Linked DNA regions of Mus musculus: all the other regions are linked to region 4. A link is a loop called in an ENCODE intact Hi-C map of the cell type or tissue named here. Cell type or tissue: heart. All regions are shown on one strand. Region 1 holds the start of Gm41849 (a long non-coding RNA gene). Region 2 overlaps R3hcc1l (R3H domain and coiled-coil containing 1 like). Region 3 holds the start of Crtac1 (cartilage acidic protein 1). Region 4 has its middle 43 kb from the start of Loxl4.

The links. Hi-C counts contacts between places; a loop is a spot of excess contacts. Peaks named below come from ENCODE experiments on the same cell type or tissue, not always from the same donor. Only the 100,000 strongest peaks of a DNase experiment are listed, where the experiment ranks them.
Region 1: a loop joins it to region 4, with 4 times the contacts of the local background. A loop is called at or near these places in 9 of 42 quality-filtered maps.
Region 2: it touches region 4 in a loop (6-fold over the local background); 18 of 42 quality-filtered maps call a loop at or near these places.
Region 3: it touches region 4 in a loop (2.3-fold over the local background); 5 of 42 quality-filtered maps call a loop at or near these places.

Annotation. Positions count from the first base shown.
Region 1 is chr19:42,439,609-42,447,608 of GRCm38, reverse strand. It overlaps Gm41849 (a long non-coding RNA gene), which reads right to left and starts at 3,552. Exons shown (of 3, transcript XR_877862.1): 1 at 3,398-3,552; 2 at 2,022-2,103. In heart, CTCF peaks have their summits at 3,503 (motif pointing right) and 7,364 (motif pointing right); no DNase peak of the experiment used is centred here; H3K27me3 peaks cover 6,957 bases.
Region 2 is chr19:42,585,608-42,593,607 of GRCm38, reverse strand. R3hcc1l (R3H domain and coiled-coil containing 1 like) reads right to left here. Exons shown (of 7, transcript NM_177464.4): 7 at 1,352-3,003. The coding sequence ends at 2,936. It overlaps Loxl4 (lysyl oxidase-like 4), which reads left to right. Exons shown (of 15, transcript NM_053083.3): 15 at 1-1,329. Among named protein-coding and RNA genes, the nearest start is that of Loxl4, 23 kb to the left of the region's middle. In heart, a CTCF peak has its summit at 4,180 (motif pointing left); no DNase peak of the experiment used is centred here; H3K27ac peaks cover 744 bases.
Region 3 is chr19:42,426,512-42,434,511 of GRCm38, reverse strand. Crtac1 (cartilage acidic protein 1) reads left to right here and starts at 2,724. Exons shown (of 15, transcript NM_145123.5): 1 at 2,724-2,902. The coding sequence starts at 2,879. In heart, CTCF peaks have their summits at 2,858 and 4,906 (motif pointing right); no DNase peak of the experiment used is centred here; H3K4me3 peaks cover 1,766 bases; H3K27ac peaks cover 644 bases; H3K27me3 peaks cover 7,596 bases.
Region 4 is chr19:42,652,118-42,660,117 of GRCm38, reverse strand. No RefSeq gene overlaps it. Among named protein-coding and RNA genes, the nearest start is that of Loxl4, 43 kb to the right of the region's middle. In heart, CTCF peaks have their summits at 4,876 (motif pointing right) and 6,823; DNase peaks (open chromatin) are centred at 237 and 4,887; H3K27ac peaks cover 631 bases; H3K27me3 peaks cover 2,867 bases.

The DNA.
Region 1 (8,000 bases), 210 kb after region 4:
TGCTGGCCCAAGGTGCGCACTAGTACGTGGCAAGACATGTCTGAAACCAGTGGCCAGCACTAAGGCCCAGCTCCTCCACACATTGATAAACTAATTGGTAACATGGTAACCCAAGGCCAATTCACATCTAAACTGTCACCATGTGGCAGAAGAGCCACCTGAGCCCTCAGGACCAACCAAAGCCACTGTGAATTCAGATGTTTGGGGGGCTCTGCTACATAGCCTGACTCTTCCACTCTGCTGGCTCTGCCAGGCCCTTACTCTAATTGCCCCATCCTAGGAGGTATGCTTTGATGCCTGTTAGCCTGGCTCTAGAGACAGAGATGTTGTCTGAGCCACTCTGTCTGTCCCTGAGAGATATTAAAAGAAAATGAATACCAGCATGGGACTATCTGAAGCACTGTGTTTCCTCATGTGTGTGTACTTCCTGTAAGCCAGCGCTCTGCTGTGGGGGGGCCAGGACCAGGTCTCACTTACTGCAACTCGCTTTGAGGAAGGGCAAGCCACTGCCCTTCCTCGTGCCCATTTTCCCATCTAAAATGGCAGGTTAGGTCACGTTAAGAGTGCTTAGCCTATGGAGTCACGATCACTCACAGATGAGCTTCTAACGTATCAGGGAACCCTGATGGTTGGATGTAAAGTGTTTCATATACGTTAAAGGAGAACACAGAGCGTGGTTAATTTTCAAAGAGATCAATTTCCCTGTACAATACCTTAACATTTGCTCTCCAAGATAACACTATTATCCCTCTTCCCTGTCTCCCCGAGTGTGTGTGCGCGTGCATGGGTGTCCATGTGTGCATGTGTGTGTGCATATGGGTACATATCTCTGCCTATTGAGGCCAGAGATCAATATTGAGCATCTTCCTCTATTGCTTGTCTCCTGATTTTGGAGCAAGTTTTCTCACTGAACCCGGAACTTACGGTTTCAGCTCCAAATCCCTCTCCTGCTACCGTTACAACCCTGCTAGGGTACAGAGGTGACATGGGTCTTCTGGACTCAGCTCTTTGTGTCTGTCCAGCATACATTTTACCCAGTGAGTCATCTCCATAGCCCCGATTCTATTTTTAATTTTTTTATTATATCTATTTATTTGTGGGTATGTTTGCCTGAATGTGTCGCAGTGCATATCATGGAGAGTCAGATGACAGCTTGTGGGAGTCGGTCCTTTCCTTCACCATGCGGGTCCCAAGGATTGAACTCATGTCACCAGGCTTGGTAGTAAGTGCCTTCACCCACTGAGCCATCTCTCTAGCCCTTAATCTTGTGCCTTAATCTTGTGTCTTCTGACTGAATACTGGCTTGAAAGTTTCATTTAAAAAAAAATGACCAAGGAATCCGGGATTTCAGTAGCAGAGCAGACACTGAAATGCATCTCCTGATTCATTTATTGATCAAGCCCTATCTCTTGTATGTGTTATTTCAATGAAAGATTTTTTTCCCATAGTTTCCAAGTATATTCAGAGCCTCTTTATTGCTCTGGACCTAGCATAACTCCTAGTACATAGTAGGAACTCTCCAGTCATTTAGTAAATGAAGCAGTAGTAAACTGGGGAGCTTTGTGAGGGCTGGGAATAGAAAATAGGGAGGCAAAGCTGAACCCCAAATCAGGAGAAAGCTGAGCCTTGTCTCAACATGTCTACGCACAAGGCCATTCCCTTTTGGTCCCGCCTTTCCTGTTTGTAAGTGAGGAAAGTGAGCCGGCTAAGTGTCATGGTCACGTCTGGATTTAAAATCTTGGAATGCAAGAGTAGCCTAGCCTTTGAGTTAGGGTGACAGTACTTATGGATCCCTCACCCTAATGAGGACTCCCTGAGGGCACTGGCTATCTACAGCAGCACATCTCATTTCCTCCCATTTATCCACTTCCCATTTCTATTTCCCCCAGGTTCTGGGGTCAGGATTCTGGGGACAGCTGGGCCATGTGGCTCCAGTTCTGATTCCCTTGAAGTGGTACTCAAGATATCACGGAGCCACTGTCACCTGAAAGACTGGGGATTCAGCTTTGAGGCTCACTTACATGGCTGGTGGCCCCAGGTCCTTGTCCCTTGTCTCTTGTGATGCTCACAAGGTGGTAGCAGGCTTCCTTCAGACCAGGAGATCTGTAAGGCAGAGTCCCAAATATGCAAGGTGTGAACTCTCCATAAAAACCTAAGAACAGGTCCCATCATGCCTGGTGTGTGCAATAGTCATAGAGCATTCCTGTTAAAATATAGGAGACGTCTACACAGGACATGACTCTCAAAGCAGGAATTACTGACCATCCAGGAGGTTAGCCTCAACATCCAAGGTGACACCCAACCCAGACCAGCTCTGCTGCTTTCTCATGATTTGCAGGGAGGGGCATCCCAGTGGGGACATGTGCATGAACCAGCCAGTGTCAGCAGAATGCCCTGCCTGCTCCTTTGCAAACAAGCTCCAGATATCTGCAGGTTTCTGGAGAAGTCTTTTTGCCTAGCGGAGTTCTGGGTGTGGGCAGCACTTTCTGGGGCTCTGGAGGGTTTCTCTAAAGAACTTGAAAAGCCTCGATTACCTGGGGCACAGGAAGTCAGGATCCCAGCTTGACCAGAATGCTGTTATCCATGCTAATAAAGAAACCTAACTATTGTAGGTGGTGATAAAGAAATCTGCAGCAGGTAAATTCACTACTGGTGGCAAGTGTGAGAGCTGCCACGCCTCTGGATTATGGCCTGAATGCTCTGTTCTCCACAGCTACACGGTGAGACACGGCAAGGTCCAGGGTTATCAGTGGCTGAACGGGTTGCCTCTGCTTGCTTGCTAAAGCAGGACAGAGGCATAACATATTCTAGGAAGCTTTTTTTTAAAAAAAAAATCCACATTTCTAACAAAGCAAGCTTTCTACAGAACTTCCATCTAATTAGGAAATTAAATTAACCAGACCATTTCGCTTCCTCGGTAAGTGGGATTGAATTTCTTGTGGCAACACAAGCTCCTTCCTCCATTTCCCTGACATATCTGCATTTCCCTCCCTCGGCCTGGGATTCTTGGTAAGAGCTAGACTGTGAAAATGTGTGTTCTGGGTTCCGATTCAGCACTTACTCCCATCACAGACAAAGCTCTTCTCTCACCAGTGCGCAGGCTTCTTCAGGTCCCTGGTCCCCAGCATCATCCTATCCTGGCCGTCCTCTCCCTGGTAACCTTCCAAAACCTAGCTGCTTCTCCAAGATGCAAGTCGGATGCTAGCCTCCTTATGGACTCTCATCTGTGTGGAAGAAGTACTCTTCCCTCTTCTGTGATGTAGTCAACAGACATTAGCCCACTACATATGTTTATGTACATCTTGTCTCTCCTATCAGATTTGAGTTCTTTTGGAACATGGTTCTGGTCCTTTTATATCCCTTAGCACTGCGCCTAGCACATAGTAGGTACACTTACCATGGTCTCCTAGCACATAGTAGGTGCTCTTCTTACCATGGCTTCCCAGGAACCCAAAGATGGGGCTGTGATTTTCCAGCACACAGGTGTATTGGCTGTCCTCAACCAGCAGGGGGAGCATGTTGGCTCCTTCAATTAAGAAGCTGATACTGTGCTTCAGCGTCTAAGGAGGATTGCAAAAAAGGGTGGGTTTACTGGGGGAGAAAGAAGCCCCGCAGGGTTGGGTGAGGGAGAGCCTACTGTTTCCAACTAGGAAAGCTGCCTTCACTTTGGATTTCTTGGTAAACAGGACAACAAGAACAGAGAGCACCCTTCATGATAGATTCTGAGCACTGCCTATCTCTAAGGCTAGGAAGCTGCGTGCAGTTACAACGGGGATACATTCTTAATTAAACAGTGTGTAACTTGGGGCATTAAGTCTATGATAAATTGGGAGATAGGGACCCACAACCTCATTTCTTTTAAGGATATTTAATTACAAACTTCTGTAACAAAATTACAGCCTTATTAAAATGGTTTCTCACTGAAGAGGGGGTTCTGAAAGGTGAGGTGTTGCCAACAGGAGAGGTACTGGAAGGGCTCTCCATATCCACTGGGCTCTGGTCAGAGACCAGGTGGATCAGACAAAACCTCTCCCAGAGGAAAACAGCATCTTGAGGAGGGTGCCGTCTCTCTATCTAGCTTCTTGGGCCTGGCCCCACAGAGCCCGGATTGCCAGGCAGCTGGGATCCTGTGAGTAAGACATCAACTAGCATCTTTAAAAAGAAAGACATCTGTCAGCGCAGGTGGCTGTCAGTCATTCACATCTTAGTGCGAATTATACCAACCAACTACTAAAATATCTACCAAAATAAATAAGGACAGGATGCTTTAGTCTGAAAATGGTCAGTTTGGTTATAGATATGAAGTTACAAATTAGAAGCATGGGCTACTCTGGGGGTGGGGGGAGATAGGTCAGAGTGATGAACCTTTGGGGCAGGGGGCTGCATAACCGGATAGCAGCGTGATAAACAGGAAATGTGGGACCCAGGGTTACCAAGAAGCAGGTGGCCGTGCTGAGAACAGAACTGACAGCTGCTCCTGGTCCTGCAAGGTTTGCTCAGGCACCAGACCATGTGCCAGGTCACGTTTTCCAAGTTTTCATTGTGAAAATACAGCCTCTTGTCTTGTCCAGTGAGTTACTATCTTCCCAACATAAAGATGCCTGTCCATTCTGGTAACTCAGCCTTAAGGTATGTGTCTCATATTTCAAAGCTGGCTACCCAGCCTCCACAGCCAGGAAATAAAAGGATTCTTTTCATGCCCCTTGTAGGCACCATGTGCATAAGTGTGTCGCTGTGCTCGGAGTCCAGCCAGTAGCTGCTGATGTTTTTCTTGCCGTTGCTGTTGGTCTCAGCAAATACGCAGCCCTAGGTGGACATTGGATGATGTAATAACAGATTTACACTGTCCTGTAGGGCCAGTCTGTGACACAGGTCCACTGCCCATTACTTACATGAAGGTCAGCTTTCACCCCTGAGCTGCCTAACAAGGAGCCGGGAGCCAGGAGCAGTCTGAACTAAACCAACCAATCTGGTCCCCAACTGAGCCATTCCTTCAGCATCAGGCTCCATGGGAAGGGACAGCCATTCTGAGGGACAAAGCTTTCTGGACCAGAGCGTAGGGAAGGAGTGAGGTGCTAGCTGTCTGTGGTAAGTGAGAGCATATGGGCACCCCTGCTCCAGGCTCTCTGGCTGTGTGTGTTTAACCCTCTCCCTCTAGGGCCATGTGCCCAGCTCAGCATCTGAGGCCAGTAGGCTCCTGCTCAGTGGACAAGAACCTCTTTTCCTCTGGTAATTTCTCACACACACACACACTCTCAGAGAAAGGCCTAGAATATCAGCACTGTAGGCAGTTTGTGATCATCCAGCTCTGCTGATTTTTCCAGAACCAGGAAGGAAACACAGTGCCACAATGGGAGGTCTAATGAGAGGGTTGAGGACTCCCCCTGACACCTCACAGCCCCTCATTGAAATGGCATCAGCTTAGCAATGATGCCTATTACCCACTCCTGTCATGGCCACAGACTCACCTCTGCAAGTGTGTAGCCTGCCCCTCCTACCAGCGGGTCACAGGCACCAAGTCTGGGTCTGCCTTCTCTGTATAAGAGCAGGTCTCTAAATTCAAATTGTCGAGCCGGAGTCTGCCTCCTGGAGCCTGTCCAAGTGTGGGTGAGTGAGAACGGGCTGTTTATAATCCCAAGATGCTAATCTACCTTTCCAGGTTCTGAACGTGGTGAAGGAAGTAATAAAGTCGGAGAACAGAAGAGGGTCCAGGCCTGGATGACCAATTAAACCCCTTTCTAAATGGCCAAGAGCAATGTCTGTAGGATACAAGCTAATTACAAGAATTAACAACAAACTCCACCAACAGGCTCAGGCACTAAAACCACATCAAACCCAGGGAACCAAATGTGAGCCTTTTCTTACCCACTGCACTGATATTTTGCTGTGTAACTCCTACTACACTGGACCAAGCCTCAGCTCTGATAGGAGTTCATGACTGGTCCTGGATAGACAGGTAGATAGACAGGTAGATAGATAGATAGATAGATAGATAGATAGATAGATACATACATACATACATACATACATACATACATACATGTATCCATGGATGAATGGATGATGGATGGATGATAAATAAACCCATATTCATACATAGATGGATGATAGATAAACAGACAGATACATACATATATAATACATACATACATGGATGGATACATGCATACATATATACATGGATGGATGATAGGTAGATAGACAGATGGGCAGATACATACATACATACATACATGGATGGATGATAGATACATACATACATATATACATATATGTATCCATGGATGGATGGATGATGGATGGATGGTTGGATGATAAATAAACCCATATTCATACATAGATGGATGATAGATCAACAGACAGATACATACATATATAATACATACATACATGGATGGATGGATACATGCATACATATATACATGGATGGATGATAGGTAGATAAACAGACAGATGGGCAGATACATACATACATACATACATACATACATACATACATACATACATGGATGGATGATAGATAGATAGATAGATAGATAGACAGACAGACAGACAGACAGACAGACAGACAGAAATAAGAGGCATCAAAATGGGAAACCAAGAGTAACAGGAAAGCACATGGGTATGTGAGAAGACCTTAGAGGCCAATGGACAAAAGGCCATCCATGGGCCCTCTTCTCTCCTGCCTCTCCCTTTCAGTCACACCTGCAGAAAGAAAATGGAGCCACCATGGATGGACGTTCCCTACCCTCAACTGACCTGCCCAAGGAATAACACAGGGCAAAATCCACAACTTCAGAGGGCATTAAACCCTAAGAAGTCCATGGGGTTGGCTGACTGGACAGCGGGCAACTTGGATGTATGGATGGACTATCCTCTTTAAGGGGTGTCCTGGATGGGATGCATGAGACGTGCCATCCCGCTGACAGACAGACCCAAGAGTGTGTTGCAGATGGAGAGACTAGTGAATATGAAGGCCTTGTATGAGGAGAAAGAGGTCTAGATGGCTGCAGCTGGGAGAAGCAGAAGAGATGAATAAGGGCCTGAGGCTATGAGGCCTGACGAGTAAGGAAGAGGAAGAGCAGGAGAGGAGATGCAGGACCAGGCGTCAGAACTTGAATTGGAATCCCAGCACGGGGTCTGAAGTCTGCATGACCTTGAGGGGGTCATTTAGCCTCTGAGCCCCAGTGCCCTTGCCTTTGAAGTGGGAATGACGCTGCAGTGGGACCAAGTTCACACTGTGAGTGTGGAAAATGAATGGGAGGAGCCAGGCAAAGTGCTTAGTAGAGCACCAGACATGATAGGTGCTCTGTAAGGTCAGTTTCTTACACAGAAGCTCACAGCACCAGCCAAAGTTCTTCAGCACCACCTAGAAAGCCACCAGGTGGCAGTCTTTTTAGCTTTTTTGGCCTGTCAAGTCAGGGCTGTCATGGTTTTCACCGTGCAGGAAAGTGCAGACCCAATGCTCCCCCAAAACAGATGGACACAGGGTGACTAGAAATATACAAGATCTGTAGTGCAGTTTCAAAAGCAAACACTCTAGGGCCAACACCAGCCAGGAGCCAGACTAACATCAGCTGCCCCGTAGACCAGCAAAGCTTACCCTCTTTCATCCTTCCCAGATCTCAGCTTCCCGATCAACCAACACACCAGGATGGTCACGAGGTACACAGTAGATACTGCGTGTGCACCAGCGCCATTAGATGGCCTGACATGCCCGGATCTCCTATTTACCTGCGGCTTCCTTTGACTCAGTTTGTGTTTGTTTAACTATGAAATGGGTGCAACAGCAGAGTCATAGCTTTGTGAAGCAAATTCAAACGTTGAAGCAGGCATGTACATGCCCAGCATCTTCTAGAGTGCTACCAGCCTCTGTAAAGGAAGGGACAGCTGGTGATCCAAGCTGAACTGGCTTTTGGTTGAGGTGACTGCAGAGAAAGAACGTTTGTTTGGCTGAGGATGAGGACGAGACCCTTTGAGAGGGAGAGTCCTGCTTAGAG
Region 2 (8,000 bases), 67 kb after region 4:
GCAAAAGCAGGCCAGGCAGACAACCAACAGCACGCTCTCAGCTTTCCGGCCCACATCACACGAGTGGTAGGTGCAGCCAGTTCTAATTCCTGGAAAAAGCTATACAAGGGCTGTGCTGTTAAACTTCTGAGTTGAAAGGGAAAGACACGGGCAGCTTGGTGGCTGGCATGACTTATAACTAGATGAGGAATGTTAACAGAATACTAACCGCCAAATTCCAGACAGAACCAAAAACCTCAGAAGACTTTCACCCTGGCACACCTTGACTTCACGTGTGCTCCAGAGAAGGGCTAGGAAGCTCTCCTCAGAAGTTACGCTAATAGACTTTTAGACTATGAAGAGAAAACTAGAATCCACAGGGACTGTAGCTTTCTACTAGAAATTCTACATAACCCTGAGATTTAGACGTTTACCATATACAAAACATATATGTAGAGTGTACATGAGAGGTCATCCCCCACAGCTAACTTTTCTTTCAGAGCAGCCACAGCACTCAAACAGCTCTCCTTATCTTGGAGAGTTCTGTTCTCTGAGAGCAGCAGCCGCACTGTGTTCTCCCATTAGCTCCTCTTATAAACCAAGGATTTATCCTGCATGGACAAGCTTGAGCCGTGGCTGGGACTTCTTACTACTAATACACAGCATCCCCGACTACTGGAATAATGTAAGCAAAAAGCATATTTTCAATGGAAGTAAAAACAGCCCTGTCCCAAAACTTTCAAATGCTGACTTTAAAAAACTGTTCTCCGAGACTGATGGGAGTTATCCTGAGAGTTAAACGTAGCTGATTATCAGACATAAGATGGGTTGCTTCTTTAAAAACTGGGTAATAAACATTAGCAATGCCTATAGAGAAGGACTCTAAGCAGCTAACAAGAAGTCCTTTCACAGACATGTTTGTCCTTTCTCAAGGTCATCCAGCCTGAGGGTGTAGCTCAGTGGTGAGTGCTGTCTGGTACATGTATGGCCATGGTCTGGTATCTAACTTGGGGTAGGGTGTGAAAACATGGCAAGTGTGTGCCTTCAAAGTGTCTCTCGGTATAAAGCCATGCTGGGGGGCTGGATCAGTTAACTGCTCAGCAGTTAGGAGCCTGGTTCTTCCAGAGGACCCAGGTACAATTCCCAACATCCATGTGGTGGCTCAGAACCAACTGTAATTCTAGTCCCGGGAGATCTACACACACTTATGGCCTCCACAGTTACCAGGAATTCAGACATACATAAAATTAATAACAGAAAAATTAATAAGGTAACATGTAATATATAAAAATAAATATTATATTTATATTATTATATTAATAATAAATAACATAAAAATAATAAAAGGCAGTACTGGAGTCCTTGGTATTTTCTTTCATTGTATTCACTGCTCAAACAGAGCAGAGCGAGCAGAGTGAACACAGCTGAAGACTTGAGCAGAAACAGAGGACCAAGAAAACAATGCTTTCCCACATATGGAAGGTGGCACTGTACAGAGCCTCTGGAAAGGCAAGCCTGGAGTGAAGAAACAATGCTGAAGAACTGTGACAGAGCTCCAGCCGGGACTAGCAAGAGGGGCAGGTCAGGACTCAGAGCCAAGGCCAGGGTCATCGAGGGATATTTGAAGAGCCCCATTCTACCACGTTCTAGACAAAGCTAATAATCCATCATTGTCACGGGAATAAAAGCAACTTCTGCCCCAGTTGAAAACACAATGTGACACCGGTTCCTGCCACTTCAGCACCTTAGAGACCAGCACTACCGTCTCCTCAGCACAGAACGACTTTCCAAAACCACCAAGAAGGCCGCTGTGAGACAGAAAAGGCTGAGCTGGTGGCTCTAAGCTGTCCGGCGGCTCGGCCCATCACTGTACTGCATGGTCTGGGCCTGCTTGCCAAGCCCCTCTGGCACAGGCTAAGATCGTACCAAGAACACACTGGGAGCCAGACGTTTCCTGCAGGGTGTCAGATTTGACGGCTATGGAAAAACAACGCAAGAGGTTGGAGGGAAGATGCATGAGGAGACGAGGGCAAGAGAAGCTGCCACACAGAACTGCCACGACGGCACTTAGGGATCTACTCTAGGGCAGAGAAGACAGAGAGCACTATACTCACTGGGCTGATAAAAGTTAGTACCTGTCTAAACCAGGCACACCATCAGAGACTTGAAGACTAGAGAACTCATTTACAGGTTTTTCTGTTTTCTTCTTCTGATGTTGGCTTTTGGATGGGGGTTAAGATTTATAAACACCATAATGATTTATGTTATAAAATAGCCTTTAATTTTTCCCTCTCACAAGATATCACTGATTAAACTGGAGCGGCACTCAGTTCCCTAGGGCTGGTCCTTGTGAGGAAGGAAGGTAGCAGACCCGGCTGCTGTGCAGGCCCAAGTACCAGGCCCCAAGCTTAGTACACACTCAGGAACAAACACCCACGATGCGCTGCGGTTCAGGGGCTCTGGAGTTCTGGGCCAGCAGTGTAGTCTCTGTACGGGCTGAGTGCACCAGGCACTCCTGTCTGTGAGCTGTTTCCTCTCCCTGTCTTACTGCTGCCCCTCATCCTGCAGTTCTCAACTCTGAGAAGTACTAAGGAGCGCCCTGCCCTGCCACGGACCTCCGACTCCTATCACTGCAGGCTTGAATCCTGTTTTGCTTTACATTTGCTTCAGACTTCCTGGAGGCCTGACCCACATGAAGATGACCTGCTCCACCCAGGACGCTTAGAAGCCACTTCCATTTTCCTTCCCACATGACAGTTCCTTTTAACGTCTCTGTCACAGTGGACAGGTCTGAATTCAAGAGTGAGGACTGGACCCTCGTTCTCCAAGTCGTCTGTTTTGTTCATGTTTTCTTTAACATGCTCATCTGCATGTGCACAGCTCTGGAAAGATCCTCTTGTCTCAAGAATATCAACCACTTCCCAATCATGGATTCATTCCTTTCAGGAACTGATATTCAAACCACAGACTGGTCTCTGCCTTCCCAGATGTCTTCCCGTTGCTTGGCTTCCAACCGTTTTCTCTCTGTAAATAAAGGCCAATGTTAATCATATGATTATAGATTTCACACAGCCACTAAGTCTCCTTTAATCAAATTACAAGACAAAGATTATTCACGAGACAGGGGGATTCCCTGATCACCTTTCACCTGATCCCAGAGGTTAACATTTTTTTAGCTTTCCAAGTGCTTTAAAGAATTGATACTACTCTTGGTTTTGTTTTCTTTCTTTTTTTTTCCCCTTTCTCTCTCTACCTTTCCTCCTTTTCTTTTCTGTCATGCTTAGGATGAAACTCAGGGCTCCACACGTTAAACACAAACCAAACCAAAAGTGTTCTAGAGCAGCGGTTCTCAACCTTCCTACGTTGCGACCCTTTGATACAGTTCATCATGTTGTGGTGACCCCAACCATAAAATTATATGTGTGCTACTTCATAACTATAATTTCGCTACTGTTATAAATTGCAATGCAAATACCCGTGTTTTCCAATGGTCTTGGGTGACCCCTGTGAAAAGGATCAACCCATAGCTTGAAAACCACTGTTCTAGAGACTATTCCAGAAAGAAAAAATAATCACCAGATAAAATGGAGGAAAAGGAGTGATTAATTTTTAAGACAAAAAAATATAAATTGTATAATACATCTTAAATTATTTTTAATATAGAAACTTCATTTTTCATTTTCATTTGCCAGTACATATATACTAGCTGAGAGCAGCAGACCATGCTTGTAAGCCCAGCTACCTAAAAAACTAATGCAGGAGGACCACTTTAGCAAAGGAGCTCACAGTGTCTAGGTAACTGAGCTCTGAGGTACACCTAGGTGTACTGGTAGGTGTCTCCAATATAACATATACAACTTTGTGCTCCAAATAGTTTCTTTTATGCACAATACCAGTTCTAACTTTATAGCTGACAGCCATTCACCTTAATACCAGAAATACATATTATAAGCCTTAAATGATTCTTTTTAAGAGTTCTTATTCCAGACTGACAATGTCTACAAAAGAGTCTTCAAGTCATGAACCAGGTAGATTACAGAAATCAAGGTGAGTTTTAACACTTGCTATCTCAACCTATCTTCCAAATCATGAACATCACTTAAAAAAAAATCTCTAAACTACACTTGACTGTACTGTTAAGGGGAAGGAAGTTGGCTGGGAATGTGAGAGAGAAATTCCTTGCTATTTGGGCACCATCTTGTGGCATCATCTGAATATAGCAACAAAATTACACAAGGCAAAAAAATGAGGATCAACAAATTATAAACTGAAGGCTGATTAACACTACGCCCAAGAAAGAATTCAACTGCAAAGCAGGCAGGCTTGGGTTGGCTGAGGTTCTCCATGAGCAATGCCAAGGATAAACTTATCCAAACTTTGCCAGGACTTCCTAGGAAAGTAGCATGGTTCTGAGTTAGGGAAGACGTAAATGCAAAGCAGCCATGGATGAAAAAAACTGGTTGTGAATTCCAAGGAAAAACAAAGGAATCAGGAAAATTATTTACTAGAACTCAAATTGTTCATTAAGATAGGAAACAAATCAGAAAAATTATCCCTAAACAATAGAAAAATATGACCGCCCTATAATTCACAAGTCCAAAATCAAAAGTTCTGAAAATAGTTTTTATTGTAAAGTTTGTGTCAAAATTCATTTTTGTTAGCAAACCTAACCCGACATGAGGCTTCTACTGTTCACTTCATGTGACTTGTTACATACTTTGCCCAAGGAACATGAGTGCTAATGTGTTTGCTTTTGGTGTTATAAAACATATAATACAGACACTGTGCCATCTTTGTAAAGTCACAATTTTGAAATATGTCTAGTGTTCAATGCTTGCTAACAAAAGTCCCCTAACTTCTAAGTCTCACCTGAGCATGTATATGTGTGCATGTGTGCATGTGTGTGTCAATTCTGGTGGTAAAACATGGAAACAAAGAAGCACACAGAAACAGTGAAACTATAAAGCATATGAAACACAGAGAATACAGGTCAAAGGGGCCTTTCAAGTGCTCCCCTCTGGGACAGGGGACCTGCATGACTCGCTAAGGCTCAATTATCAGGAAGAAATGAGGCCAAAACCCAGTTCTTATTTTTAAGTAGCATACTTCCCATGATCCTGGCATCTGAAAATATCAAAAGAAAAGGAAAAGCATGTGAAAAAATTAACTGAAAGAAACACGTCCCTTTATCAAAAGAAGGCATTACATGACTGGCTGCATGAAAAAGGCTGTCATTAGCATGGCCTCCATTTAGCGTAAAGTGAAGGACACAAACAGCCCAGGCAGCAGTAGGAGAAGGGAGTAGGAGAGACTGGAACAGTAGAAGGGAATGGCTAGCCTGGAGCATTTCCATAAACTGTCCTGAAGACGCCCACTCCAGTGTGAAAGCACAGATAGAAATGCCCACTGAGCGAGCCGCTGAAGTCAGAGAAGAGAGGTGCTGAGGCCTGAGAAGGGAACGCCCCATCAGGCTTTATTTGACAAGAAAAGGGAAGGAAAGAGAAGGGCTGCAAATTAAAGACTTTCAAAATTTACTTGGGCACTTAAAAAATGATCACAAAACCCACTTGTCGCCACCTACAGAGTAATAATCAGCAAGCTTTGTGCAGAACAAGCCTGGGCAAATCTAATTGCCTTCCTTTATTCCCTGGCAGACTTGGGAGATCAAGAGAAGGGAGCAGTATAAGCAAACTCTTAATTGTGGCAAGGCTTCAGACAAAGTTTATCAAGTATTTATATAATCATCAGTGTTCCAGGAGAATGTAATCCAGAGCTCATCAGGCCCCAGCTAACTGGCAGATGATCTGCAGTATGTTAAGTGCAAGGAACCACGGGCTGTTTATTTTAGCAACACTTGAAGTGGTCAGTTAGTCCTAGTGTTGACATTTTTGTCTCTGAACCAAAAGAAAGAAAGAAAGAAAGAAAGAAAGAAAGAAAGAAAGAAAGAATATTACATCTCTGTAAAAATTTTTTCACATACTTATATGGTTAGAAATGAAGTGAATTTCAGATTAATAGGCAGGAAAAACATGAAAATACCCTGAAAATCTGACTATGGTCAGTAATACAGTGCTGCAGAACGATGGAATGTGCAAAAAGGTTTCCCAGAGTTAGCTACCATGGGTAAATCTGTTTTACTACAAAAGAGCAAGTATTGTTCAGAGATGACTCTAAGTTTGCTGTGATTTAATTAATCAAACTAAATAATTAAATTATTTACTTCCTCTGCTTTAGACCTATGAACCAAATGCTGGCCTTTTAGAACCAGCCAATTAATCATCTACTCCTAAGAATGAAGTGAAATTATGAAATAAAATTATAGTAGACTTTGAAGATGAGAGAGCAGCTTATTCTGAGAAGCAGTGACATACATTTCTAATTTTAGTCAGCAATCAAATATTTGGAATGGAGAACACAGGAAGATGTCCCAGATACTCCTGTGCTGAGCCCTTTACTTATGCGGTTTCATCATTCAGCATGAAGCAGTGGTTGAAACACCTGATTAACTACAATCCAAAGCACTCAGGGATGATCTATCTCCCACGTCCACTCTCAGCACAGCTCTGATCTGTTGCGTGCTCTCCTGGGCCAAAGGACGCTCTACTCATGCTCAAGAACAATGTACTGAAGGTTTTCACCTCTTGACGCACACACTGCGATTTGCTTTAAGTGGCCTGGCACTTCCTTCTCCTCAACTTTTTCAGCTTTAGTGATCTCCCTTAAAGGACTGAGGTATAAGCTGTTCCACTATAATGTCAGGAGAATCCAAGTAGGATAGAAAATTCTATCAGAGAAACTCAAATGATTAGGTGTGTTCAACTCTTTTAGGGGCAGGGCAATGAAAGTCCAGAGTAAAATACTAACATTTATGAAGAAAACCCAAAGTAATCAGTATCGTTCATGTACAGAGACAACAAGCACGTCTATCTTTTCTGTCCTTAACTCCCTGGCAGTCAGCAGAATTCTTCATGGAGGACAAAGAAGGGTTAGATTATTATATATAAATGAAAGGACCTATAACAGAATAGCATACAGTACAGACAATGAGCACATGTTAGGTCCGTGCTGACGCTGATCAACTGGCAATGGGTATGTCAGTACCCGCGCCAAGGGAGAATGCCATGACCGATCAGGTCCATCTGTTTCGTGTACTGGAAGAGCAGCAATACATAATATACTCTTGTCAATGCTCATGCCATATTACAACACAGAAAACAGAACCATATCTTAAGATTGTAAAAGCACCTTTTCAAGATTAAATTATGTTGTACTCAAAAACCCTCCCCGTGGTTAGGTAGAGCAAGCATTACTAGTTGGGAAGAGGACAGAAAGAGTGGTAAGACCTCAAAGCCACACAGCTAGTTAAGTGGCAACAGTTCTACTACAGCCCAGGGTTCTTTCTTGATTTAGTGATCTACCTTTGGTCTTTACAGAAAGAGCTGAGGGTAAAGAACGATGTTCAGATGTTCTGGGTTCCTACTAAGGAAAAAAGGAAGGAGAAACAGGTTTAAACTATCATCCAGATTTATAGCAAACCAAAGAAATTTTCTGTCAGTTAAAGCTGCTAGCCAATCTTTGGTATCTATAACTAAAAAGAAGCCTATTATAGTGCATTGTCTGGGGACGTCAAAAATTTATTTATAAAAGTAATATTTACCCCAAGGGGGAAATGGCAATTTTTCCCCCAAACCTTTCAAAAGGGTAGAAAAAAATGAGTTTTAATTAGAAAAGCCTATATTCAAATCCCCTTTCTCATTTCCTAGGTGGTAACCTCTGTTCCTTAATTTCATGGGGTCAGCTTAAGACATGGGGCCAGTGTCTTGCATCTGAGGTATGAAGCCAACACCATCAGAATTTCTACTTGGGAGTCTCCATCGACAACCCTTTTATCCACGTCTTACACTACAAAGCATCAGATAACAGCTCAGTGACCGAGACCTGCCTTGCACTGGCCCTGCATCTAACCCTAACATCACACACAGAGAAAGGGAGAGTGAGGAGTGGGAGAGCGGGAGGAGCCA
Region 3 (8,000 bases), 230 kb after region 4:
TCATCTGGAGACAAATCCTGACCTAAACTGACACGAAACCACTTTCCCTTCAATGCTTACTCTAGAAATCCTGACATTTCGCTGCGGAAATATGAATGTGTCTGATTTTCAGATGCGACTCCAGACCTCACAGGATGGTGCAACATGTTTGGCACCTCTCTGAATTCTAAAACACCCTGCCTTCAAGGGTTTCTAGACACAGGCAACATTAGGAGAATTAGAAATTCTAGGACCAGATCTGCCCATCCCATCCCATCCCTTATCCCTCGAAGGACTCCCTGAGTGGAACACCTGTCACTTTACATTTCACTGTCCTTTCCTGGCACCTTGGCTCTGTCATCCCCTTCCCTGACTAGAGAGAGTGAGATCATTGCAGGGTTGTTTTGCACCGACAACCTATTCACATCTGGGTGGCTAATGTTGATAATTACTGAGCTGGTTACTAAATCTGTCAGGTTTAGGTGAGGTGAGTCTCGGCAGCTGGGGCTGCTGCTTACAGCTTCCCAGGCAGAGAGAGAGAAAGAGAGAGAGAGGTGAGAACAAATCCAAGAAAGGTGTGTTCGGATGCTTGGGCTCCAGTGAGACTGGTTAATTACCAGTCACTTGCTGTCTCTCCGAGTTGGAGCTTCTGGCTAAGGAACAGTCGTGCATCAGACAGAATCCGACAACCTGCTATTTATTTCCACATAAAGAAAGTGGCAGGGACTAAGACGCCGAGGACAAGTGTGGAGACAGTCTCTCAAGTGCCAGGACCACAGCCACACAGATGCAGATATCCTCAGCACAGGGCGGTAGTGTGAGCCATCGGGATGCTGAGCCTACTGCTGCTCCTTTGGAGGGAACTGGGGACCAGGGGTGTGCTTGGGACCAAGTGTACTTGCTGCTGGATGAAGTGTATTGATGCAGAACCTTGGATTATGTTCTAGCAACACCCCCTGCCCCCGACACACACACACACGAGAGAGAGAGAGAGAGAGAGAGAGAGAGAGAGAGAGAGAGAGAGAGAGAGAGAGCATCTTTCCCAGAAGCACATCCACACATCCATTCAGATTCTCACAGGGTACAGAACAGTCTCCGACCCCTAGAGAGAGGTTGATTACAAACCACTGGCCTGGAACCCTGAAGAAACAGGTTGATATTGGGTCGAGCACCCAGAGTCTCGGGATTCCTAATGATCCTGAAATTATACTCGAAAGTCACTTATGGGTAAACGTTGGCCAGTTTTTCCAGAAAGAGACGCCAGTGACTTTCGCCAGATTCTCAATGGTTCCTCACCGCTGAGGAGCTCCTTGGCGGCCCAAGAGATGGACTCTGCCTACGCTTAGCTTCTGCTTTTAAGAGAAGAGCACAAACGGGGCTGACAGTTCTAATCAGTACTGGGAGATAACCAGGTCCAGCTAGGAACTGGTTGACAGGGAACTCTATAGCAGAACCTTCATCCAAGTCTTTTTAAGCGTCAAACATACAGACGCCAAGCTAGTTAGTGAGTAGTGATCGCAAAGCCTTTGGAGCTGAGCAAAGAGTCCCATATCCTTCTCCGAGGCCTCGGGTCTGGCTTTCAGAAATCCACCGGTCTTATTCATGAAAGGTCAAAATTCACTACTTGCTGAGCACCTATTATAAGCCTGGTTCTATTGTAGATGCAAAAGGTCCATTGATGTGGACCTTAGCAAGTTACCTGCCCCAAACACAGGTATATGGGGAGCTACTAACGAAGTCATCTCCATGTTAGTTGCTCTCCCACCACTACCCTTGGGCCAGAGAGACCAAAGCCATTGCACCCAGCTGTGCCAGCTGGTGACAACGGAGAAAGAGCAAGCGGTAGTACTCCGTGTGGGCAAAAGATGCAGACGCCCTGAGCAGGTGGGCCAGGCTCAGCCCTGGTGGGTGTTGCTGGAGAGGGGGCTAGGTACGGTGAGGACTCTGCCTGCGGGGGCGGAGGGCGCGGATGTGGGAAAGCAGACTCTGCCCGCAGTTGCCTGGGCCGCCGCGCCTGACCGCCGAGCTGCGCTCGCCTGCTCCCCGCCCTCTGGGACCGTGGTGAAGCTCTGTTCCCCATACTGAGCAGTCCCCCGGAGGCGCTCGGACACGTCCCTAGGCTGGATAAAGATCGACTCGGAGCTCGCTCCCCAGCGAGAAATCTCGCCATCGGCGTGGCTCGCGCGGCCGCTCTGGCCGGGCCTGGGAGCCGCCAGATCGCTATCTGGGAGGCAGAAAGACAGCAGCGCGGCCGCTACCCCCCGCCCTGCGCTCCGCGTGGCTGCGGGGTCCTGGGGCTCGCCGGCCTCCCTTCCCCCCCTTGCACTGCCTTCCCCGCGCTCCCCCCCCCCCCGGGGACATCCGCTTCCCGCCCGCCCGGTCCCCAGCGTCCCTCAAGGCGCCCTCTCCCCACTCGCCAGGCCCCGCTGCCTCCTGAAGGTTACGCGGCGCGGCGGCGGGGCGCGGCAGAGCACGGGGGGCACCCGCCCTCGCCGCCGCCCGCGCCGCCGCCCACCCCAATGCCCGCCGCGCCGGGCCAGCCTGGCTGCCGGCTGCTGCCACCGCAATCCCGGCTCCTAAATCAGCGCGGGGAGGCGCCCCTTCCCCCACCCGGCTCCTCGGGCTCCCCGGGCCGCGATTGGCCGCGCGTGCGCCCCCCAAGCTTGGGCCCCGGCTCCAGCTGCCGCGCCATTGGCTGCGGGCCTCCGCCAGCCTTTACATAAGCCCGGGCGCGCTCGAGTGGAGTTGTATAAAGCGAGCGCGCGGCGTCGGGGCGGGAGGCTCGAGGCCAGCCCGGGACCAGGGCTGGGCGCTGCAAGGCGGCGGCGCCAGCGGCAGAGGCAGCATCGAGCGCCCGCGCTCCGACGCCCCCAAGCGGTGGGGCTGAGAGAGCCAGAGGATGGCTCCGAGCGCTGACCCGGGCGTGAGTATCCGCTCCTGGAGCCCCCACCCCTTCCGGCGGAGAAAGTTTCGCCAGCCTAGCGCACCCCTCCCCGCACGCCCCCAGGGGTGGCGGGGATGCAGCTGGGGACCTGGGAAGATCGGGACTGCGAAGGCGGCGACGCTGCTCCCAACTTGCCAAGAGGCGCTGGACTCTATTGGCGCGCAGATCCTCCCCGCGGGCTGGGGGCAAGGCGGGCGCCAGGCTGGAGGTGGTGGAAGAGATGGGAGCCGAGGTGTGGGGGTGACAGCCCACAGTTGGCAGAGAACGTGTTAGTGGCACAGAGGATGGAGGTCAGCGGTTTGAGAAGGGGGCAATGGGGCTAGTAGGGGGCGGAGCAGGTGAAGGCTGTGCTGAGGGTACCCGGGGAGTCACCCAGCTGGCGGGCTCAGTTTGGGGACGACTAAGCTACCATCCTCGGCCGACTGCCAACGCTTCCAGGTTGGGGAAGATCCCCCGGGGCATAGCTCTTCTCCCGGGAAGCCGAGCTGTCTCCCCTTGCACAGCGCTGAGTGGCAGAGTGCTCCCGGAGCCAGCCCGGTACACAGCGTAGCTGCCAGCCGCCTTTTGCTGGACCGAGGTGTGGTCTGGCTTTCTAGCTAAGGATGTTTCAGGCAAGCTCTTTTCTGGCATTCTAGGGGAACCATGGGGTCCCCCCCCCCCTTGATCTTATGGAATCAGATAAAGGTTTTGGTGGGGCAGCAGGCAGGCTTGGGGGCATGCCCAGCAATGCAGCGTGATTCTTTTGCAGTACAGTAGTTGGGAGCCCTGGTTAGTCCCGCTTCTGCAGAAACCAACTAAAGAATCCAAAGTCATCCCAGCTGGGATGGGAGCCTCCCTAGGGGTGGGGGTGGGGGGTTCCTTCTTGAATGACTAATGATTACTATTGCTATTGGGTGGGTTCACCTACCGTGACATCTGTACATCTCATCCGTCCTCCTGGAAGCGTTCATGAGTTGCACTTGAGGTACCTTCTGGGATGGGTGCAAGACTTCGAAAAATGAAGCCAGTTGGAAAAGAAAGCAAGAAGGTTCCCAGAGTAGAGGACAGCGGTTTGATGCTGTGTTGAACCTGGGAAGAACTCCTGGGGAAAAGCTATCAGGGGAGATTTGAAACCATGATAACTTGGGACAGGAAGTACCCACGTTGAATTAAAGCAGATCCAGAGACTTGAACAGTTCCTCACACTTGGGTATTGAGACAGAGACGTGGAGGGTGGAAAAATGGGAATATGAACAGTTGGCCCAATATGGTCTTCAAGGAGGCGTTTTTTCCCCCTCTCTCTTTCCTGTCTTGGTTAAAAAGCCTCTTCTGGAGGCAGGTTCTAAAGTCAATTTGGTAGGCAAGGAAGGGAGTTTAGTTCTTGGTGCTGGACTAGATTAGAACACTTTGGTCTCCAGTTGGTGCTGATAGATTCTGGAGAAGGTTGAAGGCTGCCGGTGGCTTCTGCTCTTGTAGCTGATGGGTTGGGGTTGAGCCATTCACCGTAGTACAACCCTACCAATGGGCATGTGTTCAAACTCCTTGGATACCTGCGTTAGGCTAATGATTTTATGTGTGTGTGTGTGGGTTTACCAATCCATGCCCACCCCACCCCCATTCCCTGTTTGCTTGCAGTCAACATTTCTTGCTGCATTTCCCAAGACCTTCTTTCCATTAGGGATGTGTGCAGTGATATACCTGCTTGCTGCTCTGTCTTCCTTTCTCTGTCTGGACTACACCTGGCCTTCTGAACCCTGGTGCTTATTCTTTGGCACCAGGGTGTTTGGTTAAGGTATCCTATGGTTGCATGGAGGAGCCCTGTGAATGAGTAGACCAATGGCCTATGTAATGCCGAGACTGAAACACAGATTCTTAGAGAGACTAGGCCAACGACCAGGAAATTCTTCTGTTAAACAGGTTGTGACCACCTGAGTTGGTCCTCAAGCTCTCCTGCCTCCTTCCAATCAGTGGAAGCTTGGAGGTGGAGCGGGCTCCTTGGTGACCAGTAGGGGGCACCAAAACCACCTAGCTCAGGACTAGTGACTTGTTTCTTACCCTTCACTGGCCATAGTAACTTAATGCTTTAAGAAAGCTCAGGCTACCAACCCCTCAACAATCATCCATTGTGATTGAGGACACTGGGACTGGGACCCTTCCACCACATGTCCTGTGACTTCAGGTGGTCCTAGGACTTCAGAAGCAGTGGGATGGCAGAATATTCCGGGGAGGCAGAGCCGATACATAGCCCCGCTTGCTCTCTGAGATCATTGTTTTTTTGCTTGGTATCTGTGTATTCTTTGAATTCTTGGAACCTAAGAATATTTAAGACTAGAAAAAAGAAGAGAGGAGCACTGGGGAGTATCTGGTCCACCTCACCCCGTTCCCAACATTCCCCTGTACAATGTATTTACAAAAAAATTCAGCTGAAGTAAAAGTAGTATCTTGCCCAAGGTCACATGGCTGTTTGGTAGAAGAGATGGGGCCAAGCCCCAGGATTCCCAGTTCCCTGTTTGGAGCTTTCTCCACTCCAGTGACCTGCTTCTTCTGTGCTGTGAAAATGGACATATGTTTCTACGCAGTAGGCACTGGTAATTACTGACTGGCCAGACTTGAGTATACTAATAGCTTTAGTAAATTTAGGGAAATTTTCTTTGCAAGAAGACAAGGGCAGATAAAGCTCTCATAATGAACATACACGGGCTGTAAAATTCCAAGTTATCCTCTCTCCTCCCTCCACTGTCTTGTCTTATTGCTCTAAATGATCTTTAGGCAAAAGCTGTGCAACTCCGTGCAATGGAATCAGAAATGCGCAGGCCCTCACCAGATAGTCTTAGAACCTAAGGCGAGGCCTAGACATCCTCTAAGGCATGCTGGAACAGTCTCTCTGTCCTGCAGTCACACCTCTGCTGGTGGGACCCCCTCAAACTCAGATCCCAGGTGAACTAAAAAAAATTCCCGAAGAGTGTTTCCCCGATGTCCTTCATCCTTGCCGCTCTCAGCTCAAGGTCACCGTAGTAGAGGCTGTGGTCTCAAACAATCCCTTCTCTTCTGGCATCTGGGGCACCTAGAAGATGCTCTCATTTCTGATGTCCTTCTGTTCTGCTGGTCTGGTGGGTCCATGGGTAACTCTGTTTTCCACTATCACCCAGTTTCTTTACGTACCGTATGCACTTCCTTGGGGTTGGTTCTTCTTGGAACTTTAGCAGATTTGGTGGCCTTTCTTCATTAGGAACCCTGGTGCCAATCTGGAATTCTGAGAAGTAAAATCCTCCCCTGCCCTTGAAGGTCACCCAGTGGGTGCTTATTGCCAAGGAAAATGCTCAAGATTGTTCAGCTCTTCAGTCTCACTGACAAGATGGGTCTTCATCCATAAGAAAGAAGGGAGGTGAGGATATAGGCCACCAGAGAGCCATAGCTCCTTTCCTTAAGTGCGATTCCGAGAACTGTGTTTGAGATCCACGTCAGCCTATTTAACTTCTCGGTCTTGATCTGATTCTACGTAAGATCAGAGGAGTATAATTACATTCAGTATAAGAAGAGTATAGGATCTTCCTGTGAGGGTAGGTGAGCAAAGATGGGGGAAGATGGTCTTTGGGATTCTTCTCTTTAGGTGCGATGCGAAGAGCTAGTCATTTGGAAGGAGCTATTAGTGCTGGATCACTGGGAACACTGTGGGATCTTTTCCTCTGCAGCTAAGGCCAAGTGTTGAGGTTTGCACATCAGCTTCTGGTCATGGTGGCATCAGGACTGATGAGCAAAGTCTGACTGGCAGGTCTCTCTCTGGCCCACTGCTGGATTTTCACTTTGGGGTTCTGCCATGCTCGGGGAAAAGAAATTTTACAGGTCCCAGGATAATTTTGAATGTGATGGAAGGCCCTGAGCTATTGATTCCTGAGGAAGGATCTTTCTGCTGGGAGAAGCCTTCCTCAGAGCCCAGTGATTTAAGAGTGCTGACAAATCCTTGCTCACCGAGCCTCCTGCAGGCTGCAGATAGGCTCCCAGGCCAGCCTGGACTCTGCTCTGGATTTCTGAAGAGTCTGGCTGGTTGCTTAGGGGACATAAACCTGTGAACTCTCCTTAGGAGAAAGTATGAAATCAATTGGTTCATTATCACACCAAACACACGCTGGACCACTTAGGGCGTTTAAGAAATAAGAAGTAGCAGAAGACTGTGAGATTGGGTTTGAAACATGTACAAGAAGGTGTGAAGGGCTAGAGAAAAAGAGTAAAGGATGGATGAGAAGACCTTTGTCCGTCCCCCCCCATGCTCCTTATGTTTCCAATCCCACTGCAGCCCCTAGGCAGTAGTGACTGGAGAGATTACTGAATTCACACCACCCAGACTTTTGGCAGGGTCTAGAGATAATATATTGCCACAGTTGGAATGAAGGGTACTGCAAGCATCATCTGGTGGGAGAGAGGCCAGGTTGTTGCTGAACCTTCCTTTAGTGCACAGGGAAGCCCCAACACTACTGATTAGCTGGCCCCAAGGCTCTACGGTACCAGGATCGGGGCCTAGCAGTGCTTTACAGATGGTAGAGATTTTGGGAATGTTCCAATCAGCTCTGTTTCATAGCCGAGGACCCTGAGATCCAGAGTGGAGAGATGACCAGGCAGAACCCAATAGCAAGTAGACAGCAGAGCTAGTCTGGAACTCACATCTGCTCCTTTGAGGCTGGTTTACCCAAACTCCCCCAAAGTTGTTGTGAAGGATAATTATGAGCTGTGGAAACACTTAGAAAATTACAAGGAGACTATTATTAATGCTGCTATTATTACAAATTTGGGGGTTTGAAAAGTTCTGTTTCTCTGGTGCTGACTCACAGTAACACTAGATCAGTCACTCCCCAAGTCCTATACTGCCTTTCGTGTGCTCGTGGAAGGGGGTCGTCTTAACAGAAGATAAGTATCAGAATCTTTATCAATAGAGGAAAGTCCTAAGATCTGCCTTTCAAAAGTGTAGACACCTAGAAAACAAGAAAGAAGAAAAAAGGAAAAAAAATTCCTTGAAAGAAATCAGATGGACTTTGTGTGAAACAAAACACTCCCTTCTTGGAAACATTCCAGTCCCCTGGCCCCGTGTGTGCGTTGGTTCCAG
Region 4 (8,000 bases):
AGCTAAGTGGCCTCCAAGCACTGACTCTGCTGGGTAAACAGCCCTGGCTACGTGTCACTTTGGAGAAGAGCTATGGCCACGAGGTCCAGGCTTGGAAGCTGGGTCCTGTCAACAGATTCCCCTCTTCAGCCCGCACATGGATGTTCGGACAAAGTCTGGCTCTTGGCAGGGTGAGCTCAGCACAGAGGCAAGCAGAGTCCTGTGCACCACGCTGCCAAGCCGGCCCAGAGGCAAAGGGCCCGAATCTGTTGTTTTCCAGTGTGTTCCTCTGATTACAATTCAGGCTGCATCAGTCTCCTGCTGGAACCCGCTCCTGCATGTGTTCCGAAAGCCACGCGGCACTCACGTGCCTGAACACTTGTTTGCTGACCCGAGGGATCCCTCTAGCTCAAAGGCTGAGAGGTTTGAGTAATCCCCCAATTTGGAAGGACACCCGTTTTAAGCTAGATCCTAGCTGGAGCTAACATCTTTTCTGACCAAGAGAGCAAAGAGAAGCTTCTGTAGTCCTCGCAGCAGAGCCCCATGGTCTGTTGAACAAAGAAAGGGGCGTGTCCTTCGGCTTTGACAGCCCAGGCCCCCACCGTGGAGCTGCCTGCAGGCCGATGGGGCTCCCCTAGACTATTCCAAAGATGTTTGCAAACATTCCCCAGGGGCAAGAGGGCAGTAGAGGAGGGACCATTGCAAAATTCAGAAAAGTCTGGACTGAAAAAAGTTGAGCCAGTATTCTTCTTAGAACCTTTAAAAATAATGTCAGTGAGCTCTAAGAGAAGTTTCTGGAAGCCCTGCCTCTCAGTTATGCTTGACAACTTCTACCTCAGTAGTGTGAGGTTGCCAGGACTACCTACTGGCCTTCCCCACCCCACACATACATGGCTCTAAGAAGGTATCGATAAAAACTCGTCGAACTTTATTTAATGCTAAAATTCCTTTCATGGATATTTGTCGGCAGCTTAGAAGAACTTTATCCTTGACATTCAAGAAGCACATTTTAATGTCCCCAAGGGTCCCTCATGTCTAGGGACAGTTTCTACCTTTGGCTCAATTAATTGTGGCTTAAATTCCAGCCCAAGCTGTCACTGGCTTCATTTTTGTTTTGCTTTGTTTCATTTATTATTGACGTGGGCACAGGGATGCACTCCCATAGCACACATGTGGAGGCCTCGGGGCAGCTGGGAGAGTCTGCCTTTTCTCCTATTACCTTTATCTGGGTTGCAGGGATCCAAGGTAGCCAGCCAGCCTTGCACAGAAAGCACCCATGCTGAGCCGTGTTGCTGGCTCCTGAGAAATGTTCCCTGTGATCTTCATACTAACAGGTCAGAGAAAAGCCACCAGTCACACTCAGCCCAAGACCTTGGTTCTCCTTCCTGGATGTGTGGCCCTGGACACATCCCAGACTCTGTGCCTCCTCTGGATCCTGGATTCTGTTATCTGCTAGGCTCACATGGAGGATTTAAGGAGGGAGCGTGTTAGACACACAGTAGGGGCTTGTTAGACACACAGTAGGGGCTTCCTCAGCATCAATCCCTTTCCTTGATACATTGTTACGCTTCTGAAACACTGGGCAAGTAACAGAGACAAGTTGAACCTAAAAGCCTGGAGAATGTAGAAAATAAAAGAAACTAGAAAGCTTTACCAACCTATCATTGTGAACGCCAAGGAAGATTCCAGAACATTGGCTCCATTGGCTGGAGGTAAGCATCTCCTACAGTGCTGGCCCAGTGTAGAGAGGCCTCTCCTTAAGGTGTTTGCACTGAGTCAAAACCACAGCGTGTCTCTTACTTACCCTGAGGTTTCAGCAAATAACTCCCAGTCCTCATACCTAAGTCCCGCTCTGGTCTCAGCACGAGGCTCTGACTGCAGACCAAGGCTCTGGCTGGCAAAAACGGGTGGATGCTGGAGGAATCCGATGAAGAAGACCTGTATCAGCCACCTGATAGATGTGGGATTTGGGCCTCAGTTTCCTTGTCTGTGAAATGAGACATTCTTGAGAATGTCAGACAGAGCAAGGGAACTGCAGAAGGTGGCAGAGCTCTACAGATCACTTACCAGCCTGCCATTCAGAGAGAGCTGACAGTGTCATTTCTTGGCAGAAGCCCAGGGATGTGCCTGAACATCTGATATGTCACGTTGACTCCTTGTGGGAGGGGCTCATATTTTCAGAGTCTGCAGCTTGACTGCCTGTGACGGGCAGAGTGAATGAAGCACTGCTTTCTGTGTGGAGTTGCTGTTGCTCCTACAGCTGTGCTCAACCTGGGAGCACAAAAGGCAAAGGGAGGGAGGGCTTGGGAAGGGTCTGCAAGAGCCCGCAGCTGAGCCCTGCCCCAGATCTGCAGTCTTCAGCCACGACTTAGAATACAGGGAACCAATCTGGCTTGCTCAAACCGGTTGCCCCATGTATTTAGAAACACAACTCATTTTGCTCTCCGAAGTGCCTCAGTTTGAATAGTAGTTCACTTGTGTGTCTCTTCTATGCACCCCACCCAGAGGGAGACACAAACCTGAACAAGAGCTGACAGGGACCTAGGAGCACCTAGCAGGCCCTTCTTGCACTGTGGGCAGCATGATTCTGGCAAGGAGTGTGTGACCTTGGGCCCTACATCCATCATTCCCAGGCCCCGGGAGGTGATCAGTAAGAGAGGTTATGGGACAGATCCTGGAGCCTCTCTGGATCCTGATACACTGCCTGCCTTGTTGAGGATTGGCCAGTGGTCCTCTCCTATTGCATGACATGAAGCAGGCACAAAGAGCCACTACACACAAAATGGAGGGTGTATGTCACCAACAGATCATGTGAAAGGGGTACATGCTGGCCAAGAAAACCTGGGAGATTTAGATAAGAAGTCTACCAGTTAGATGCCAGGCACCAGGTAAGCTCTCACAGCAACCCCACAGGGCCTTGGTCACTCTACATAATAAAGTTTTTCTCTAATTCTGCTCATTCAGTCTTAGCATCCCTCAAGGGATAGCTAGAACGTGACCACCTACCTGGAGATTCGGCTCATTTCTAGTCCAGTCCTATGACCAGGGTACGGTCCCTCTCCTTTGAACCGAAATGGCCTCCATTGAGCGTGCTCTGTGTGTGAGCCTGACACCAGGTGCTATACATCATTCCTGTCTTCACACAGCCCTGTGAGTTGTGTAACAGCCTCACTTTGTAATGAAGGATGGATGCTAAGACCCAGAGACCTCACTTGGAAAGAAAGAGTGACCAAGAGAGGCAGAGAAAGAAAAGAGAGCAGCTTTCAAGGTCAAGTTACTATTTTGAAATGAAGGTGAGCCAGGAAATTGTCATGGAAGGAGAGGAGGAACCATTTAGACTTTCTGGTCAATACTGGCTGACCCTGTGCTCTGTGTCTGGTCCTGGTGGAGTGAATTTCAGGCATCTTCATTTTGTCACCAGAAAAGAGTCGGTCAGAGACAAGGAGTGATCTCTTCAAAGTCGTACAGCTCAGAAACTGCGGAGCTGGGATGGGAAGTGGAGCCCAGATTGCCAGTGTAGGGCTCTTCAGGCACTACATGGCTTTCTTCATATCTGTGTGTCAGACACACAGCGGGGAGCATGGCTGGGAGCACAGCTCTAGGGAAGCCTCCACTGGGAGACTCCCATGGTCATTTCCTCAGAGATGTGCTCCTCTAGCAAAGCGACAGTGGACAGAGGCAGAGACAGAGTCAGGCCCATCCTGAGTCCTGGACGGTGGCAACGGTGCCTCTCCATCCCTGTGCTTATAACAAACACCTGCCCAGGACAACTGCTTCCTAAGCCTCCAGAGTATTCCAGAGCAGGAGCTGGTCAGGACCCCAAATTGCCCCATGTGCTGGGTAATTCTGAAATTAGCCCTTCCAGTCTAGGTCCACTTCATCTCCCCTACACAGCAACTTACTCATTCAGTTTTACCTGTGAGGGCCTACTGCATACAGAAATTGATCCAGTCCTAGACATGGTAGGGCCCTATTTCTGCCCCAACTCAGAGAACAGAGCTAATATGCTCTTCCAGAAAATGAGGGATTGTGGTCAGGAAGATAAAGATGCCCAGGAAACCCCCCTTCAAAGATAAGAAAGGGGACAGAAAGTCTGTGCACCCCAAACCATTCTCAGAGGGGGGCACCTAACTATGTGCACCTCCTGTGTTTAAAGTACAAAATGGTGTTTCATGTAAATTCTTTCCCAACATACCCGCTGTCCCGGAGAAATGATGATCAATGAAGCTGTGAGAGAGGCAAACACAGAGTTGTTGTGAAACGGCATTTGGACGGCCATATACCGGCTGAGAACCTCCAACGCATCTAATGAGTGATGCGCAGTTACTGCATCAGCTCAAAGATGCCACCGCTGCAGAATAGGACTAAACCCCCATACAAGAAAGCCAAAGACAGAATTCTGGCAGTACCATGACTGCTGCTGAGGAGTCTAGAGGTGGGCAATGGGACTTGAGATGACTTTAAAACCGCCTGCCATGTTTCTGGCATCCATGAGATGTGGGTGGATCCATGATTAGAAAGAGTGCTCCCTCTGGGCCAGCCCTTCAGAGAAATGGAGCAGAGATATGGGGACCGGAGCCCAGAAGCTGAAACAGAGCATGAAGAAGGGAGCAAAAGGTTAAACAATGTTTGAGAAGGAAAAAAAGAGCTGAGTTTCTGAGCAGGGGACTGGTTTGAGGGACTGTCTTTGTTCCCGAATGGAGAGAGAATCCAAGGGTGGCCAACTAGGTGGTCTCTGGGGAAGGAGCCCCCTGGCTCAGGGTAGAATCAAGCCTTCTGTCTCTCTCCCAGGGCCCTAGACACACCAAGTTCAGGACCAAGCCCACTTCCCTAGGCTGCTGCACCTTCAGGCCTGGGGAAAGGCTCTGATCAGAGGCTGATTCCAGGGTGGCCATAAGAGGGCAGGAGAGTGCTGGTAATGGGCCAGCTGAAGCAGCTTGCCAAGGGCTGGGCTGAGAGGTGAGAAGGGGAGGGAAGAGAGGAAGAGGATGGAATACCACACTGATGGACAGATCCCAAAAGAACTGACCTGTTCATGGGACTCCCAGCTGATCCACCTCCTGAAAGCGTGAGATTTAGTTCACTGACTGGTGGGCAAATCTGGGTTCAGTGGTGAACATACAAAAGGAGAGAGGCAGTAATGTGTCCCCAAAGCACCAGTGATACCTGCCCAGATACACGGGGCTTCCTGGGCCTCTCTGCTGCTGCTGCCCAACAGCTCTCTGCCCATCTGTTTCCTGTCCATCACTTTCCCAAGTCACTTGAGAATCCTTACCCCACCCAAATAAGAATGGACTCCAGGTACAGGCAGCCCTACTAGGAACTCCCACAGCCCCAGCTCGACCTTAAGAAATCAAAGCAAGCTACATCCCCAGGATGAAGCAAGTCTGGAGACCAAGAGAGGTGTGTCACGGGTACACACACACACACACACACACACACACACACACACACACACTCATACACTCAAGGACAGACCCAAAGTGCTAGAGGACTCCCCCTTCAAACTTTTCAGACCCTAGCACAGTTGAGACACAGCTGAGATTTTCTCACCATGGTCAATGGATGCTGTGTTTATGACCTGGTGTAACCTGGGGACCACTAGCTTCTTGTGAGTGGCATCCCCATAACCCTCAGCCCTTTCCTCATCTTCTTCATGGATGCAATTGGCCCTGGCTCACCCTCCCAACAGAGAGCTGGGATGGTAGAGAGACAAGAACCAATTAAAAATGCCCACGCACCTTTTGAATACATCTTTAGAGAAGCAATGGGCTCCCCAGGGGCTGCCCCTTGGCCCTCTGGGTAAGATTCTCTGCTCAGTTACAGGTCAGCCCCTCAGTCTGAGAACCATGTGGTACCCTTCTGAGACTCAGCTTCTGCAAGAGGAGAAGTCCTCAAAGCAGACAGTTTACCTCTAGAAGCATCTGCTCCATCTGTAAAATGGCCTCACTGAGCTGCTTTTAAGCCCAAGTGCTCAGTGCTGGGCTTAGTCTCCTTTCTAGACAGTGGGGTTGGGCAGCCCTACCCCAGTGGAACAAATACAAGAAAACAAGAGCAGCAACTGTCTCCTGGACCAGTTTTCCCACTCCCACAGTCTCCATCTTGAGGAATACCAGAGGCCACCCAGCCCGGAAGCTTCGACTCCTATTCTGTCTTCTGCCGCTGCATCACAAAGACCTGCTTGTTCGCTGGTGGAGATGAATCCCACACTGTCCAGCTTTCTCTGACTGCACATGCACATGGGGTCCTCCACCCTGTCTCCAGCTCCTGCCCTGAAGGCTGCAGCTGTCCGCCAGCTTCAGCTGAGGATTTAGTGAGTCCAGCTCTTCTGAGGCGTGACTGGGCAGGTCCTTCAAAATCCTATCTGTCCCATGACCCCGTGGTGGGAGGCTGCCCACCACCTTGTTATGTGTGTGTTTCTCTATCCAACTCCATCTTGAACATGGCCACTCTTCACAGGGGGGCTGGGGAGGTGGGTATTAGAACTGATTGAGACCCCAGGGACCTGCCTCCACCCCATGGAGATTTCTAGCTAAGCCTTGACAAAGATGGATGGTTAGCAAGTTGGCTAAGCTTCTGGGGGCGGGGGGCAAGAAGAGTCTGAGCCAGGTCCTTCACTTCAGCTAGATGCTACCCTGTGGGTCCATTCTCTATGACAGAGCTGGTGAGTGTATTTTCAGGACAGAGGGATTTGACTTCACAAAAGCCCTGAAGTGGGCTTCAACCCTTAGCGGAGTCTTTGATCCCTCTGAGTCAGTCTCAAAGGTCCTGCCCAGCCAGATGGATCTCAGCCTCTCTCCCTTGTTGTCACCTTGCAGATATTTATAGCCTTTTCATGTCCACTAGAGAGCGTAATGGGCTTTTTAGGCTAAACCAATTAAACTCTCTCCCGTAAGTCATGTCTCCTGCATGGCTTCGGTCGCCCTTCCCTGAACTTGTTCCATCTTCATTATCTCTGCTCCTTGTGGCAGGGAGGGCCTGGGAGTTCACATGCTGGCTAAGGGACGTCTGCCTTCCTTTCCAGCTGCCTGGTCCTTCTGACCATCAGAGCTCCCCCACCCCCTCACACCCCAACCCTGGGTTGTATAGACATAACCTAAGCCTGGGAAATGCAATTGACTAACCCAGGAAGCAGAATATACTCAAAAAGGGCTGATTGGTTTTTCCTCCTTTTGAAAATTATTTAGCTTTTTACCCCTCCAATATTATGCAAATAAGATTATGCCCTGCCAGCACACAGTCAAGTGTTTATAAAATACCCTAGGCTGGAGACAGGAAGCTGCAACCCACAAAGATAATCATATCTCAAATGTGTACCAGGCTCTGGTGGGCTACTGGGGACATTTCCCCACAGTGTGCTTGCACTCTGCAAGGGGCCCCATGCTTCAAGGCCATGACAATGGTTTCCATCTCTTTTGAAGTCAGGAGCGAAGAGGTTACCGCTTCAGACAAAAAGACATGCAGGTACAGGAGTGTGCAGCTGGCATCCCTACATACTTGCCCACGGTTGTGTGGAAGACCTGGTCAAGCTGGCAGTGAGACTCCTTGGTCTCTTGCCCACTGGCTCACGGCTCAGCTGAAGGAGAAACACCCGTGGATTTCACCAGCATGCAGTGTTAAAGTCTTCCTGCACTTAGTCATACTCAGTTTAATTTACATCTACTATGGACCATTGGCTTAAGACAAGAAACATAAGGAACACTGGCGCCGGATACAATATCAGGTTCACGAGGAACATAAAACACAGAATAATTCTAGATTTTTCCCCAGCACTCCATAACCCAGTGCTAAAAAGGGAAAATACAGAGGCAATTAGAGCCAATTTAGCTTTTTTGTTGTTGTTTATTAGGGATAAAGATGAGCTAGCCCCTAATGTTTTTAAGCCGTGCCGGCAAATGGCAGTTTCAAGCGTTTCTTTTAATCTCAACATTCAATAGAAGAAAATGCTTTACATTTTAAAAAAAGATGAGGTAATTTTTCAGAACACAAAACTTTCAATAGCTTTAAATCAGGTTTTGGAA